Linked DNA regions of Mus musculus: region 1 is linked to region 2. Evidence: chromatin loops called from intact Hi-C (ENCODE). Cell type or tissue: heart. All regions are shown on one strand.

Region 1 (8,000 bases), 140 kb after region 2:
TTCTACCCAATTCATTCTATGAAGCCACAATTACTATGATAACTAAACCACATATAGACCCAACAAAGAAAGAGAATCTCAGACCAATTTCCCTTAAGAAATGTGATACACAAATACTCAAAAAAATCCTTGAAAACTGAATCCAAAAAGACATCAAAACAATCATCCATTATGATCAAGTAGGCTTCAACCCACCGATGTAGAGATGGTTTAATATATGGAAATCCATCAATGTAATTCACTATATAAACAAACTGAAAACAAAAACCACTTGATCATCTCATTACTTGCTTAGAAAACATTTGACAAAATCCAACACAACTTAATGGTAAAATGTCTTGGGAAGTTCAGGAATTCAAGGCCCATACCTAACCATAACAAAAGTAATATACAGCAAACCAGTAGCCAACATCCAACTAAATGGAGAGAAACTTGAAGCAATTCCACTAAAATCAGTGATTAGAGAAGGCTGCCCACTGTCTCTCTACATATTCAATATAGTACTTGAAGTCCCTGACAGAGCAATTCTACAACAACAGGAGATCAAGGGGAAACAAATTGGAAATGAAGAAGTCAAAATATCATTCATGGCAGACAATATGATACTTTATGTATGTGACCCTAAAAAGTCCACAAGAGAACTTCTAAACCTGATAAACAGCTTCAGTGACATAGCTGGATATAAAATTAACTCAAACAAGTCAATGGCCTTTCTCTACACAAAGTATAAGCCCACTGAGAAAAAAAAATTAGAGAAACAACACACTTCACAATAGTCATAAATAATATAAAATACTTTGGTGTGACTATAACTAAGGAAGTAAAAGATCTCTATGATAACAACATCAAATTTCTGAAGAAAGAAATTGAAGAAGATCTCAGAAGATGGAAAGATCTCCCATGCTCATGGGTTGGCACGATTAATATAGTCAAAATGGCTGTCCTGCCAAAAGCCATCTACACATTTAATGCACTCCCCATCAAAATTCCAATTCAATTCTTCACTGAGTTAGAAAGGGCAATTTGAAAATTCATGTGAAATAATCAGAACCTAGGATAGCAAAAATGAGTCTCAACAATAAAAGAACCTCTGGTGGAATCACCACGCCTGATCTTAAGCAGTACTACAGAGCAATTGTGATAAAAACTTTATAGTACTGCTCCAGCGACAGACAGCTAGATCAATGGAATACAATTGAATCCACACACTGATGGTCACTGGTCTTTGACAAGGGAACTAAAACCATCCAGTTAAAAAGAGAAAACATTTTCAACAAATGGTGCTGGCACAACTAGCAGTTATCATGTAGAAGAATTCAAATTGATCCATTCTTGTCTTCTATTTACAAAGCTCAGGTATAAGTGGATCAAAGACCTCCACATAAAACCAGAGACACTGAAATTTATAGAGGAGAAAGTCGGGAAAAGCCTCGAAGATATGAGCACAGGAGAAAAATTCCTGAACAGAGCAGCAATGTCTTGTGGTGTAAGATTGAGAATCAACAAATGGGACCTCATAAAATTGCAAAGATTCTGTAAGGCAAAAGACACTGTCAGTAAGACAAAAAGGCCACCAACATATTGGGAAAGGATTTTTACTAATCCTAAATCTGATAGGGATCTAATTTCCAATATATACAAACAAACAAGAAGCTGGACTTCAGAAAACAAATAACCCCATTAAAAAAACGAGGCACAGAATAAACAAAGAATTCTCAACTGAGGAATACCGAATGGCTGTGAATCAGCTGAATAAATGATTAACATCCTTGATCATCAGGTAAATGCAAATCAAAACAACCCTAAGATTCTACCTCACACCAGTCAGAATCACTAAGATCACAAATTCAGGTGACAGCAGATGCTGGTGAGGATGTGAAGAAAGAGCAGCATTCCTCCATTGTTGGTGGGATTGCAAGCTTGTACAACTGGAAAACAGTCTGCGGTTCCTTAGAGAATTGGACATTGTACTACCAGAGGTTCTAGCAATATCTCTTCTGGGCATATACCGAGAAGATGTTCCAATGACAATAGGAACACATGCTCCACTATGTTCAAAGCAGCCTTATTTATAATAACAGAATCTGGAAAGTACCCAGATATCCTTCAACAGAGGAATGGATAAAGAAAATGTTGAACTTTTACACAATGGAGTACTACTCAGCTATTAGAAACAGTGAATTTATGTTTAAGTTCTAGGTAAATGGATGGATCTGGAGGGTATCATCCCCAGTGAGTTAACCCATTCACAAAAGAACTCAAGTGATATGCACTCACTGATAAATGGATATTACCCCAGAAATTTAGAATATCCAAGATACAATTTGCAAAACACATAAAACTTAAGAAGAACAAAGTCCAATATGTGAATACTTTGTCCCCCCCCCCTATAATGGGGAAAAATACTCATGGAAGGAGTTACAGAGACAAATTTTGTAGCTGAGACCAGAGGATGGGCCATCCAGAGACTGCCCCACCCTCAGATCCATCCCATAATCAGCAACCAAACGCAGACACTATTGCATATGCCAGCAAGATTTTGCTGAAAGAACCCTGATATAGCTGTCTCTTGTTAGGCTATGCCAGAGCCTTCCAAATACAAAAGTGGTTGCTCACAGTCATGTATTGAATGGAATACTGGGAACCCAATGAAGGAGCTAGAGAAAAATACCCAAGGAGATGAAGGAGTCTGCAACCCTATAGTTGGAACAAGAATATGAACTAACCAGTACCCCCAGAGCTTTTGACTCTAGCTGCATATGTAGCAGACGATGGTCTAATTGGTCATCATTTAGAAGAGAGTCCCCTTGATCTTGCAAACTTTATATGCCTCAGTACAGGGCAACAACAGGGCCAAGAAGAGGGAGTGGGTTGGTAGGAGAGAAGGGTCAGGGGAGGATATAGGGAACTTTTGGGATAACATTGGAAATGTTAATGATGAAAATATCTAATAAAATTTTGAAGAAAAAGGAACATGAATGAAAGTCTATGTTCTTACAACTTATAGAAGAATTCCAGAGGATCTGTAGATGTTACTTCTGGGAGTTGATCTCCCTTCAGTAAAAAGACCCAAGACTAGGTAATTTATTTGGGAAAGAGGTTACTTTTCTTCATGATCTGAAATGTTGAAAGTCAAGGATAGGGCAAGCTCAGGTAGTCAGGGACTTGTGATGTCTGATCCCAGGGTACACAGTAGAAGAATAACCGGATATTGTGGAAGACAGAGAGCAGAGTCTCCACTCTGCTTCTCAAGCACCCATGTTATACTCACTGACCAGGCCAGCCACAATGGGGACCAATACTCAACGTGGCTATTGGTGTGTGCATCATACATGTTAATGCATAGGTGGCCCTTCCTTCAGACATGTTGATTTTTGAAGCAGACTGAGTATTTAGGAGACAAATTACCCAGGCAGGTGGAGAAAAAGTGTTTTAGGCAACGAGGGCAGAGCATATGAAGGCCCTGCTTTTTGCTTGTGACATACTTACAGAGAAAGGGTGTCATACTTAGTATAAAGTCTCTGCAAATGACAAACACAGTGGTTAAATGGTAGATTGCAGGTACGTGCTTACACAGAGCAATCAGATGACACGCAAAGTCTAAAGAAATGATGTGAAGACATGGTACTTTCCACCTGCGATCCCCATTTGTGGGAAGCTGAGGTAGGTGTGCCCCAGTTACCTGTCTGGATCTCCTTAATCACAAAGATAAAAATTGTGCTCAGGTAGAGGGATGCTCTACCAGGCTAGCTTCCACCTCTTCTTTGCCCTCCATGTTTGGCAACAGTGAGCAGAAGCTGGCACTAAATGAAATACATATTTTAGCTAGCCTCTATAAAAGACACAAAGACTTGGTATATTATTTGAAGAGCTATAAGCCTAAATTGGGCGGGTTCTGTACTCTTTTAACTTACATCCAATTCATAAACCCCATGTTACTTGCTGTCCAAGTGTCACCAGGATTATTTCTGCTCCATCAATCTGCCCGAATGGTCCACTGATCCTTGTAATATGCTCTTGAGCCATCAGGCCTCATGGCAGCCTTTCCCCCTCTCCAATTTCTTTATCCTCCTCTCTACTCTTCTATTGCCTTCTGATCCTTACCTCTGACCCCCAAGCCCAGTGAAAAGAAGCTCAGAATCCCCCTAATACTCCATTATTAGCTGGCAGCCACATTTTTTTTAAACTAGTCAGAGGATAAGATGAGCAGAGTTTACAAAGCAACATTTGTTGTATGTGTGTATTTTTTTTATCAGATTACAAATGGGTCAGATGGTTGGGGAGTCCAGATACCTTGGTCTAGAACTTAGCATTTGAATACAAAGCAGCTGAAGACCAGCCCCAACAGCTGGCAGGTGGTGGAGGCTGCTGTGTTACCCTCTGATGAGCAGTTTTCACACTGGCATACAACCAGGAGATCTACCTATGTTGCAGCCTCCACAGAATGGACAGGTATGTGAGCCTACCTGGCACTCTACTGTGATGAGGCTCTAGATCCTGTTGGACTCTCCAAAGATTGTATAGCTCCATAGACCATTTCTGGCAAACAGTACTTAAAGATCGTCTCCTCTGGATCCCTTTTGTCCTTCCTTATAATCTGCCTCTTACCTCTCATCCTTCCATGACCCTACCTACTGTCTCCTGCCCTTCCCCTGTCAAATGAACCAGTTGCCACAGAGCTGCAAAGCAATTGGCCTATTCCATAGTCATCACACTCCTGCCTCAGGATTTGCTCTGCTGTCTTCAGCATCCTCCATTGCTGTCTGTTCAGCCCACACTTCCTAAAGAAAGACAAAAGTGCTCTCAAAAGAACCCTTTAATGAGGCCTAAAATGTCAATACCAGGCAGATAGCTCCAGAGACTCTCCTCTCTGAATAAATGGGCCTGTAAGTCTGTTTCCATAGGTCTGGGTAGCAGGGAATCTACCACAACCTTGCCTCTTAGCACCCTTCACAACAATTCCCCCTTTGTGCCCCTGCAGTGGGAAATGCTCTCCTTCTGGACCGGGTAGGGATGGCTGAAGAGTCATCTGTAATTCTTTGGTAGTAAAGATCTTCTGGATACACTGTAACCGGTGGCTAGATGCTGAGTCTTAAGGAGCTGGAGAAACCAGCTGATAGTAGATTCCAGTTTTTCAAAGGTATCTGTGGAATAATCAAAATGCCCATCATGCTGTCTTTTTGACCAGTCATCAGAGTAACTAGAGCAGCAATGCATAGTCTGGCAGTTGATAGTTATGGGGACATGTCACTCCAAACTGAAATATTCTTGCTTAGTCATGAGACAATGAACAGGAGACACTTTCTGTGTGAACTTAATGAACATAAAAATGATGATTATTAACAGGCTCTTCCTGTGTAATTTTGGGTGGCCTGGAACTCTCTTTGTAGAGCAGGCTGACCTCTACCTCACAGTGATAGGAAGGCTCTTCCTCCTAAGAGTTGGGACAAATATGTGAGTCATCATTGTTAGGCATTTCTAACAGACTTTGACAGTGATTGCCAACAGCCCAAAAGAAAGTCGAATCCACCAAACACACAAACAAACACACACACACACACACACACACACACACACACACACACACACACACACACACACACAGAGAGAGAGAGAGAGAGAGAGAGAGAGAGAGAGAGAGAGAGAGACCCTTTTCTCAGTAAGATTATGAGCTCAAGACCAACATGGAAAGATACACTTCAAACAAACAAACAAACAAACAAACAAACAAACAGTGGTGAAATACTGGATTTTAAGAGGAGCCTGTGCTTGTTAAGTGCTCCTGTGGTTTCTCCCTTTGAATCTGTGACAACACTTGTGGATATTCATACATTGAGCCATCTGTGGAATGACGTGTTCTTTAACTGAGTACAACACAACTTTGCTGAGAATATTGTGTCTATTTTCATCATTGAGTAGCCTATAATTTTCATTTTATGTTGTGTCTTTGACTTGGTATCAGAATAATATTGGCTTCACTAATTGAATTCTGCTAATATACTTTGTAGAATACCTCGAGATTCATTAATCTTAGTTCTTTAAAGGCTTAGTAGAAGTCAGCAGTGAACCCAGCTAGTCTAACACTGGAAACTTTTCACTACTGCTTCAATCTCATTTCTGTTACAAGTTACATTGTAGTTTTAAGATACACTGTAGTCAAAAGTTGCATTGTAGTTATAAGTTACATTGAAGTTATAAGTGACATTGTAGTCATAAGTTACATATCTTGCCATGGGTTAGCCTTTGTAGTTTTTATACATAAAATCTATTTCTTTAGATTTTCCAATCTAGTGTGACACTGGGTTTAAAAGAGTGTCTTTATGATCTTTCTAATAATGTTGGTATTGTTAACCTAAAAGATGGGAGGGAAAACACCCACCTAAATCATCATGGTCATAGTAATTAAAGCATGCAATTAATTAAACTGAGCTATTTATTTGTGTATACATTCTGCCTCTCCCTAAGTAGGTGTTTGATATGTCACCTTGGACGTGAAATAGACAAGACCTATACAGTCCATGGGTAGGGAATTTGGAGATAAGGTACTTGGTAGGCAAAATAGGGAGGACAAAGAAATTAGTCTTAATGACCTCTTGAATCAAAGATATGACTGCAAGCTGTGAGTAACAGGGTGGTCATAGTCAGAAGTGGTAGCATAAGGAGACATATAAACTTTCTGAAACAAAGATAGGGTTGCAAGATGGTTACAAACAACTTTTGAAACAAAGACATGATTATCAGTTCTAGAACAGGTAGTATGGAGCCACTTGTATTTAAGATTACAGGTAGGACTTAGTCCAATTCTTCAGATACAGAGTTTTGTTTAATCATTAACATGAATGAACTTAGTTTGTCTTTACTATAAGATGGCTTTTAAGCATAAGATGGAGGCAGGCTAGTTCCTGCTTATCTGTGATGTTATCCTCTTTCCTTCTCCTTTTTCGTATTGAGTCTTAACTTCCAAATGAATATGAATTAGGGTTTATCAATTTAATTCATTTTTACCCTATTTAGTTATTTAGGGAGGGTGTTGCTCTTCTCTGGCAGTTAACAGTAACTCACTGTGATTTGCCTTGTGTTCTAGCAAGGGCATGATTTTACCAATTGCAAATAGTTTCTGTGAATGTGGGATATTTGGAATGCTGGGAACTCTTCAGAAGGTATATAAACACTAGGGCCACCAGAGTTGGGTGTTTGCTTGTTAGTTGCTGGTTGTTGTTGGTCGTAGATTGTTAAGTAGTCATCCTCAAAGAATAAACAAGAATAACATTTTACATTCTGATGCTGTAGATCAAATTTGTCCCAAAGGACTCAACACCCTTAATCAGCAGGAAGTACTCAAATGATGAAATCACCCACTTTGCAACCTTTGGATCAATTTGTGGATCTCTCTCTCTCTCTCTCTCTCTCTCTCTCTCTCTCTCTCTCTCTCATTCTATCTACTGTTAGGAATTTGAAAGGGTACACAGAAAGAGGTGGAGAAGGGTGGAAGGAAGAACACACAAGAAGGAAAAAGACAGCTTTACCCTGTAGTCTGTAATAGTCTCCAGCATGCTTACAAGTTCAGTCTCTTCTGAGATTCATGCAATCTCTTAACTGTAAATCCTTGTAAAATAAAGATAAAAAGTATATCACATATCCCACAAATATGTCACAGGATAAATCTTACCATTTCAAGTGGAGCATAGTAAGGAAATACTGGGCCAAAGCCAAACAGAAAAGCAGCTGAGATAACTCCAAAATCTGCATTCTGATGTGTGATGTTAAAACACTCTTCAGATGTCCAATTCCTTTCAGTTTTGTTGACTGCAACACACTTCTTTTTCTTGGGCTTATTCCACTCCCAGCTATAGCTCTCCTCAACAAGTTTCCCATGGCCCTGGTACTGCCAACATCTTGGGGTCTCCAAGTCAATCCAAGCTTCACCTTCATACCTTCATTTAAAGGCCTCACTTGGTTTCCTTGCAAAGACATTCTGGCTGACACATGCCAGACCTCAC
Region 2 (8,000 bases):
GAAAATGTCAAAATTATACAGTTTGCTCAGTGGAAAAAGATGTTGGTTTCTAATTTTGGTGAGTCTAAAGGATTTTGCTCCTTCTGGAAATGGACAGACACAGTATCAGCGGTTGCTGACCCAGTATTTCTATAACCTGTTTTCTGCACACATGGAAGGGAAAAATGAGTTGATTGTCTTGCTCTGTTTTCTTGGACTTGGACTATCTTTGCCCCTGGCAGGGGTGGTCTATCTGTGTGTTGATTAAATTGTCCTTGGAGACTGGCAATGAATGGGATTTTCCTTTTCCCCTGGCCCAGTTCTGAACCCACAATACCCCTACCATTTTAACCGTTTCTCTTTTGAGATCCTGATGGTACCTCAATTCCCTTGGTGTTTACTGGGCCCTCCCTGGAGTTTTTCCAACTCATTGGTAGGAAAATTTTCTTGAGGCCAAGCCCTTCAGTCAATAAAACATGAGATTTGGCCCAAATTGTCTACCTTCAATGTTCTAGGAATGTCCAGACCCCTTACCACTTCCAGATTGGTGAATATGTCTACAAAAGGAGGCATCAGCACAGTTGCTGGACTCCTGGTGGAAGTGACCCTTCCTGGTGCTGCAAAGGATGTCTTTCCTGCAACTCACTCTGTAGACCAGGGTGACCTCAGCATCAAATATTTGTCTGCCTCTGCCTCCCAAGTGCAAGGTATAAAGGCTTGTACCACCACTACCTAGACAAATATATACTTAAAAACTCTTTTGAAAATCAATAATGAAAATACATCTGGCAAACAAAGAAGCAAAATGTCAACTAAAGCTACAGACTTCCAGTGAATATGCCAGAATCAATGTCCTGTATATAATGTTATCATGACCTTGATATAAAAAAGCTTCTGGCAGGCTGTGCTGGTACACACCCTTAGTCCCAATACCATTATGGAGAGGAAGAAATATCTCTGTGAGTTTGAGGCCATCAAGGTAGTTGAGGTGAGTTCCAAGAGAGCCTGAGCTACCTAAAAAACCCTGTCTCAATAAAGCAAAAGGGAAACTAAAAAAGATGCAGACCCAGACCCTGCAGAACTGTTGTTTCTAGACATTGCTGAGCAAAGAAGAACATGGTGTCTTGGAATTATATTATGTCTAAGTATGTGACCAAGCCACCTCAGACAGTCAATGGGTTCTCCTGGGAGGGACTGATGATCAAAATAGAACAAAAGACAATTAGACAATATTATAACATGACTCCAGTCAATTCTGATGCTGAAGTAAGTTTATATTTTCCCAGTCTGCTTTCATACCATTTTAATGATATGCAAGTAATAAGATAATTTCTAGGTTAAGGAAATAGCAAGGTAATAAACAAATGTACCAAGAACACTGTTTCTAAGGGGCATATCAGGATAAACAACATATCTGAGACTACTTTTCTGTTCTCGTCCAATGTAAAATTACTGTCACGTTTTTAGAAGTGGTCCTAAGAGCTCTCCACAACGATGTCTTCTGGACTTCTTTTCAGATTGCTTTTTTTTCACATTAATTTTCAAAAATATGAGGGGCAAGCAGTGTTACAAAACAAAACAGAATTTTTTCTTAGTTGTTTTTAAGTTAGTCAGTCAGCAAAGATGTTCTCTACTGGACACTAAGAGGACACTGAGTTTGAGTTTCTTACTCATATATTGTGGAAAATTGAAACCAAACCCAAAACTTGGATGTGGCAGCTTTTTCCCTTGCACCATCTTCTTCTCCCATGGTCCTCTTCAAATCCAAATCCAATGAAACCTAAACCACATCTATGTCTCTTATGCTCAGTTATTGGCTGTTGGCATCTTTATTTACCAATCAGAAATAACTTGGGGGCAGAATCATAGGTCTACATGCAGACTCCAGTTCTTGGTTGGGTGGGGAGTCTACCCTTAGCATTACAACAGATATTAAGACAAAACCTCAAAAATTCCCCTTTTAGTCCAATAAATGTCTCCTTTCTCATAGATATAAATTGAGTAACATTATGACAATTATGAAAACCATAAGGTATTATATACACCTATAATGTCCAGTCTGTTATATTTGGCAATTGAGATAAAGTATTTTCTCATCTGTGCTAACTTAATGAGTTTATCATTCTGTACCTTCCCAGCATTCCTTCCCCCTGTTCTATAGGAGTACCTAAGAAGCATCCTCTGTTCTGCTGTGGGTGTCTGCATCTGTCTGAGTCAGATGCTATGTGGACCTTCTCAGAGGACAGCTGTACTAGACTCGTGTTTGCAAGCAGATTAGAATATCATTAATAGTGTGAGTGACTGATACTTGCCCATGGGATGGATCTCAAATATGACCCATTATTGGTTGGTCATTCCCTCAGTTTCTGCTCCATCTCCACATCACATCCATGTCTCTGTTTTAAAAGTGTCTTAGTTAGGGTCTTACAGTTGTTAACAGACACCATGACCAAGGCAACTCTTATAAAGACAGCACTGAATTGGGGCTGACTTACAGGTTCAGAAGTTCAGTCCATTATCATCAAAGTAGGACATGGCAGCATTCAGGCAGACATGGTGCAGGAGTTGCTGAGAGTTCTACATCTTTATCTAAATTCTTCTAGCACAATACTGGCTTCAAGGCAGCTAGGATGAATTCTTAAAGCCCATACCCACACTGACACACCTACTCCAACAAGACCACACCTACTCCAACAGAGCCATACCTACTAATAGTGCCACTCCCTGGGCCAAGCATATACAAACCATCACAAAATTCATCATCTTCATATATTAAAGAGCTCACACCAAAGGAGACCTTGAGCTACTGGCTCTCCCTCCTACAATGGGAGATTTACCATGGAGTAAGAACTTGAAGTTCATGGAGTGTATGACCTATAGAGACAGCTTAATGCCTGGCAGCAAAAATGATTGCCAAAGTGGCCTTTGTGATATAGCCATCACCCATATGTTGACATAAGCATGGAGATATAAGCTATGGGGGACAGTTATGTGAGAGGGGTCATTAGCCATGTTGCTCTTGTAATCTGCATAAATATCCTTCAAAAGGTCTATCACTACAAGTCCTGTGACTGAAGCTTGCTTACTCCAGGGAGCTGGTATGTATCATGTGGAACAGTATTCGATAACTAACACATGGGACTTCATGTATATTCCTTCAAGGATATCAGGTATAGAATAAGCACATTACAGCTTGACACAAATATATCCAAACACGATGTTTAATTAGTAAGAATTCAGGGAAGCAAAACCAAGAAGGCTGTTATGGATAGCCCTGGGGCTAATTATATTTGATTTTAATTCTGTTCTCCTGTGAGGGGTTGGGAACAAGGATTGAGTCAGCACTTAGATGATTACCTGTATACCTGCTTCCCACCTTAATTTGTAAAATAAAGGAGAGCTGATTATTGGGAAATAAAGGGAATGTGGAGCCGAAGGTGGAGGGAAGAGAAAGAAGGATAAAAAGGAAGAGGAATAAAGTGCAGAGGAGGAAGAAAAAGATGGTAACAAGCAAATGTTCTGGAGAAACCGCAAGTTATATGGGGTCACTTGATGTGGAAGATGGTATTGTAGCAGTAGATCTGCCCTAGAATCTAGGCACACAGTATGTATTTACATTAATTGTGTTGTGTTTTCATTGCCTAGGCATATATTGGATGGAGAGTTACTGCAACAGAAGGCTCTTAGTACTGTGCTGCGAGAGATGAGGGCACACAGACAGTCTCCAGCCTTCTCTAATTATTTCTTTGTAGGAAAATATTCAAATGTTTCTGGCTACACAGGCCAGTGGTGATGATGATCCCTTGACTTGGAATTCAAAGTCAGTTATTACTGTTCATGATGCTTTGCTCTGGTCAAAGTAGGAATCTCTTCCAACTAGCAGGAGCAGTGGCTTTGGTCAAACTCTGGACTTATAATAGATAGAAGAAATCAGATTCTTGTGATGGTTTTAAAATAATTTCTTTTGTACCGAACCATTTCTTTTATTAAAGCTTGGTTGAGGCAGAATTTCTGTGCCTTCTACTGTGTATAAATTTTAAAATGTGAGAGACTTGTTAATGTTGGTGTTAGTGGTTTTGTATTGTGAGTCAGGGTAACTATGTGTAGTCCTGGCTGCCATGGAAGTCTCTCTGTTGACCAGGCTGGACTCCAGCTCAGAGATTTTTCTGCTTCTGCCTCCCAAGTGCTGCAATTAAAGGCCTTCTCTACAACTGACTGGCATGGTAGGTGTTATTTAATGTATAAAACCAAGAAATCACTGTAGTCCTGATAGTGATCACTTTCATTGCTCCTAATGTGACCACTTATAGTCACCCTTTTCCTAACTGCCCATCAGGGTGTTCATTGATTTGTTTTCCCCCTTCAGAAGAACTTGTAAATAAAATAATTATCTCTGATTTGTGTACAACCATGAGGATTTTCCATTAATATATGTGTGGGATTGTGTGTTGTAAGGCAATTTCTCCTATGTCATTAGTCCAAGAACTTTTTGCTGCCTTCAGTTTGGGACTATTTTAAATAAAGCTTCTATGTGCATTCATTAACCTGTTCCTCTCTTCTGCGTGTCAATAATCAGACATCAAAGGCCTGCATGCCTCATTTCTACATGTGAGAGTTTACCTTCTAGATATGATGGAACAAGAATGTCAACAACGAAGGAACATACTACCTACATGTATCAAGAGAAGGCACATATATCATGCCACACAATGCTATGTCAGGCAGACTATTGTTGAGTGGGAGACAGAAAAACATGAGGAAGAGGCCTCACCCTTTCGTGGGGACTCCTTGGGCACAGGAAACTGTTCTTGGACTTGCTGGTTTGAATAAGCTCAACAGGTTTCAGATTTGGGACCAGGCTTGGTCCTGAGATGGTATTTTGGAAAAATACTGGATAGGGTGTTAAAAGTGAAGATGTTCTGTTTCCTCAGAGTCATTGGTTTGCCTGTGAGAACTTTGTCCCTGGGAAGGCCATTTGGCCTTCCACAGAACAAGTCAGCCTTCTTTAGGAAGCCCTAGTTGTTTTCATGTCACATCAGGAAACAGATGAACAGAGCAATGGATCCATGCTTGTCAGTCTTAAACACTGACCAATGTGTCTTTTTTGTATAACTTTCAGTCCCTCAGCCTGCTCACCAGCACTTGTTCTCTTCGATGTGTCTTCTCAATTTTTGCCACTGTTATACAGAATAAGAGTTGTGTTACTATGTTGTATGCCAATTTTAACAAATGGAGTTCATCATTTTCATTTACACAGCTTTCCAGTCCTCTCTCCCTTTTACTTTTTGGGTTGCTGTTTTGTGTTTGAGTGTAGAAAGAGTGGATATGCATATGGCACAGCATGCATGTAGAGATCAGAGGACAATCCTGAGCCATTGTTTAGTACAGTCCTCTGGCTTTCTGATATTGTGGAATGCCAGGGTAGCTGGTCTACAAACTTTTGAGAATTTACCTGAGCCCTCCAATCTCTCAACAGGAGCACTAGGACTCTAGACACATACTAACAAGTCTGGCTTTACATTGATTCTGGCAGCCAAACTCAGGTTCCCAATAATGCACTGAAACACTCTACCCATTCAACCTTCTTCCAAGTGCTTCACTCTTTCCTCATGTTGGGCATTGATTCCTGTCTCTTTCCTCATTGAAATTTTTTTGTATATTATTAAGTTTTGGATTTCTTTTAAAGATTTATTTATGTATGTTATGTATATTAGTAAACTGTTGCTGTCTTCAGACACACATGAAGTGGGTCACAGATGGTTCTGATCCTTCTTGTGGTTGCTGGGAATTGAACTTGGGACCTCTGGAAAAGCAGCCAGCATTCTAAACTCCTGAGTCATCTCTTCAGCCCCCTTGGTTTTGTCTTTGAGGTAGGTCTCATAGTGTAACCATCACTGTCTTAGAAACTGCTATATTGGTCAGGGTGTGACAAATGGTAAATGTCACTATCAGACCAAGATTATCTGAGAAGCACACCCTTGTGATCTCTGCTTTACTCTCCTGATATAACTGGAAACAAGGATTTCATAGTCTTGTGATACAGCCCAGAGAACGCACATGAGTTAAGTGTTTTTCCACTTCTTTTCTATCCTGACAACCTGGTGAATCCTGTGGCTACTTACATGCTATTTTCCCTCAGACAATCCCAGTCTCCAGAGTCTCACAGAGCTCCAGTAAACTGAGCATGGGGGCTCACATCTATAATCCCAGCACTCGGGAGGAAGAGGATCATGGATCTCTGTAAGTTCCAGGCCAGCCTGGTCTACACAGTAACAATAAAAGGAGACCAGAAAGTCTCTCTCATGATCACCTGGCTAATCAGGAGCAGTCACGTTGCTCTCAGTGACTATACAAATCATTTCTCTCAGTATTTCCTGGATCCTCTGAAGACCTTGTTTAGCACATAGACACAGGTCACAGAACAGAGCTGCAAGCATTTATTTGAATCAGTCTAAGAGACTGGATCATGAAAGAACAGGATCAGGAATCCAACTTCAGGAGAGAAAGAGGACAGGTCAGCAAGATGGCACTTGGATCAGAAATGTTGCAAAGATGGGTTGTCCCAAACACATTAACATCTACTGTCTTAATACCTTGAAAAGATAGTCTAAATAGGATTTTACAGTGCCCCTTCTATAGTGTGACTGGCATTCTGGGCTGGCGTCCATGGCTTTCTGGAAAACAAAAAGGCAGAGAGGGACAGTGTTGGCTATAGGCAAGGTACAGGACCTCAGCAGGGCTCCCCAACCACCCACAAGGAGACTGATCCTCATGCACAGCAAAGAAAATCCAATACAGTGATTCAGGTCTCCAGTAACTAATTTTGCCTCAAGGGAATTGGAGTTCACTCACACCCTTCAGGAGGAAGCCTGAAAAACCACCATAGTCAAGCAGGGAAGAAGTGGAGAAGGTTCTGGAAAGCATAATGGCGGCTAGGTCTAGAGAGGGACAGTAGATCTGAGTATGAGTTTGGTGATATCTCACATAATTGAGCACCTCTCTACGGGCACATTTGCTGTGTAGCCATGTTAAAAATATGTCCCCCATTTGGACTTGCTAGAGGAAGATAATTTTGGATAGCACTGTTGTTTTTCAAGACCTGATACTCAAGTAATATACTTTGGGAAATAGGGTGAGAGCTGCACTGTTCAAAATATGCATCTCTGTAATCCAGTTATGCTTGAAACAAGAGAGGACAGGTGACAACAGTGGTGAGGAACTATAGACAGTCCCTGGGGTGGGGGTGGCATTTCAGACATGGTGGGAGGTTTTGTTTTAGCACAGATGATGTCCGCAGAAATGGCCTTCATCGGGCTGGGTAAAATAGACCCCAGAGAGGTTCCAAAAAAGACACTGGTGAGAAATTTCAAGCATCTTAGAGTAGAGCTGGGAGTACCAAACCAGTGCAGAGGCCATCCCAAGGATTCCCTGTTCCTACTATGGGTGAGAACATATTTAACCAGCATGTGCGAGTGAGCTGCAGGATCATGCAAGGAACAGGCTGGCTGTGTACATGGCATGCTGCTTTACATGTACTAGGGTGGGCAAAGGTTTCAGTTCTCAGTTGCAAGTCACCTGACATGTAGTAATGGTTGCATCTATCACTTGTACACAGCCTTACAGCATCTGTTTCATGGGTGAGTGGAGGTAGGGAGAAAATTACCATAATTTTGCGTTCCAGAAGTATGTTTCTTAATCTTTCCTTTCAATAGCAGCCCTGGATTTTTTCCAAGGCCACCTTTTCCTCTGCAGTAGCATTGAATGCCTGGAGTTCTTGATACATCCACACCCTACTTCCAGAGACAACACTTGAATAGACTTCAAAGAAAGGAACACATGCTTCTGCTGCAAACACAGAGTGAAAAACACCATTAAAAGACAATGGGATGGTCAAAACAGAGGCCCAATGTTCCTTGCAGCACCTACAAATGCCTTAACTGACTTTTCTCATAGTCAAATGTGGAGAGCCATGCAGCGAGCAATCGGGAGCCATGAGCAATTGCCACTATAAGATGGCGCTG

Evidence for each region. A loop is a pair of places that touch in the nucleus more often than their neighbours do. Peaks named below come from ENCODE experiments on the same cell type or tissue, not always from the same donor. Only the 100,000 strongest peaks of a DNase experiment are listed, where the experiment ranks them.
Region 1: it touches region 2 in a loop (11-fold over the local background); 2 of 42 quality-filtered maps call a loop at or near these places.

What each region holds. Positions count from the first base shown.
Region 1 is chr7:31,532,856-31,540,855 of GRCm38, forward strand. No RefSeq gene overlaps it. Among named protein-coding and RNA genes, the nearest start is that of Scgb2b6, 83 kb to the right of the region's middle. In heart, no CTCF peak of the experiment used is centred here; no DNase peak of the experiment used is centred here.
Region 2 is chr7:31,394,474-31,402,473 of GRCm38, forward strand. Scgb2b4-ps reads right to left here. Exons shown (of 3, transcript XM_030243140.1): 2 at 7,718-7,824; 3 at 6,558-6,653. The coding sequence ends at 6,558. Among named protein-coding and RNA genes, the nearest start is that of Scgb2b4-ps, 4.7 kb to the right of the region's middle. In heart, no CTCF peak of the experiment used is centred here; no DNase peak of the experiment used is centred here.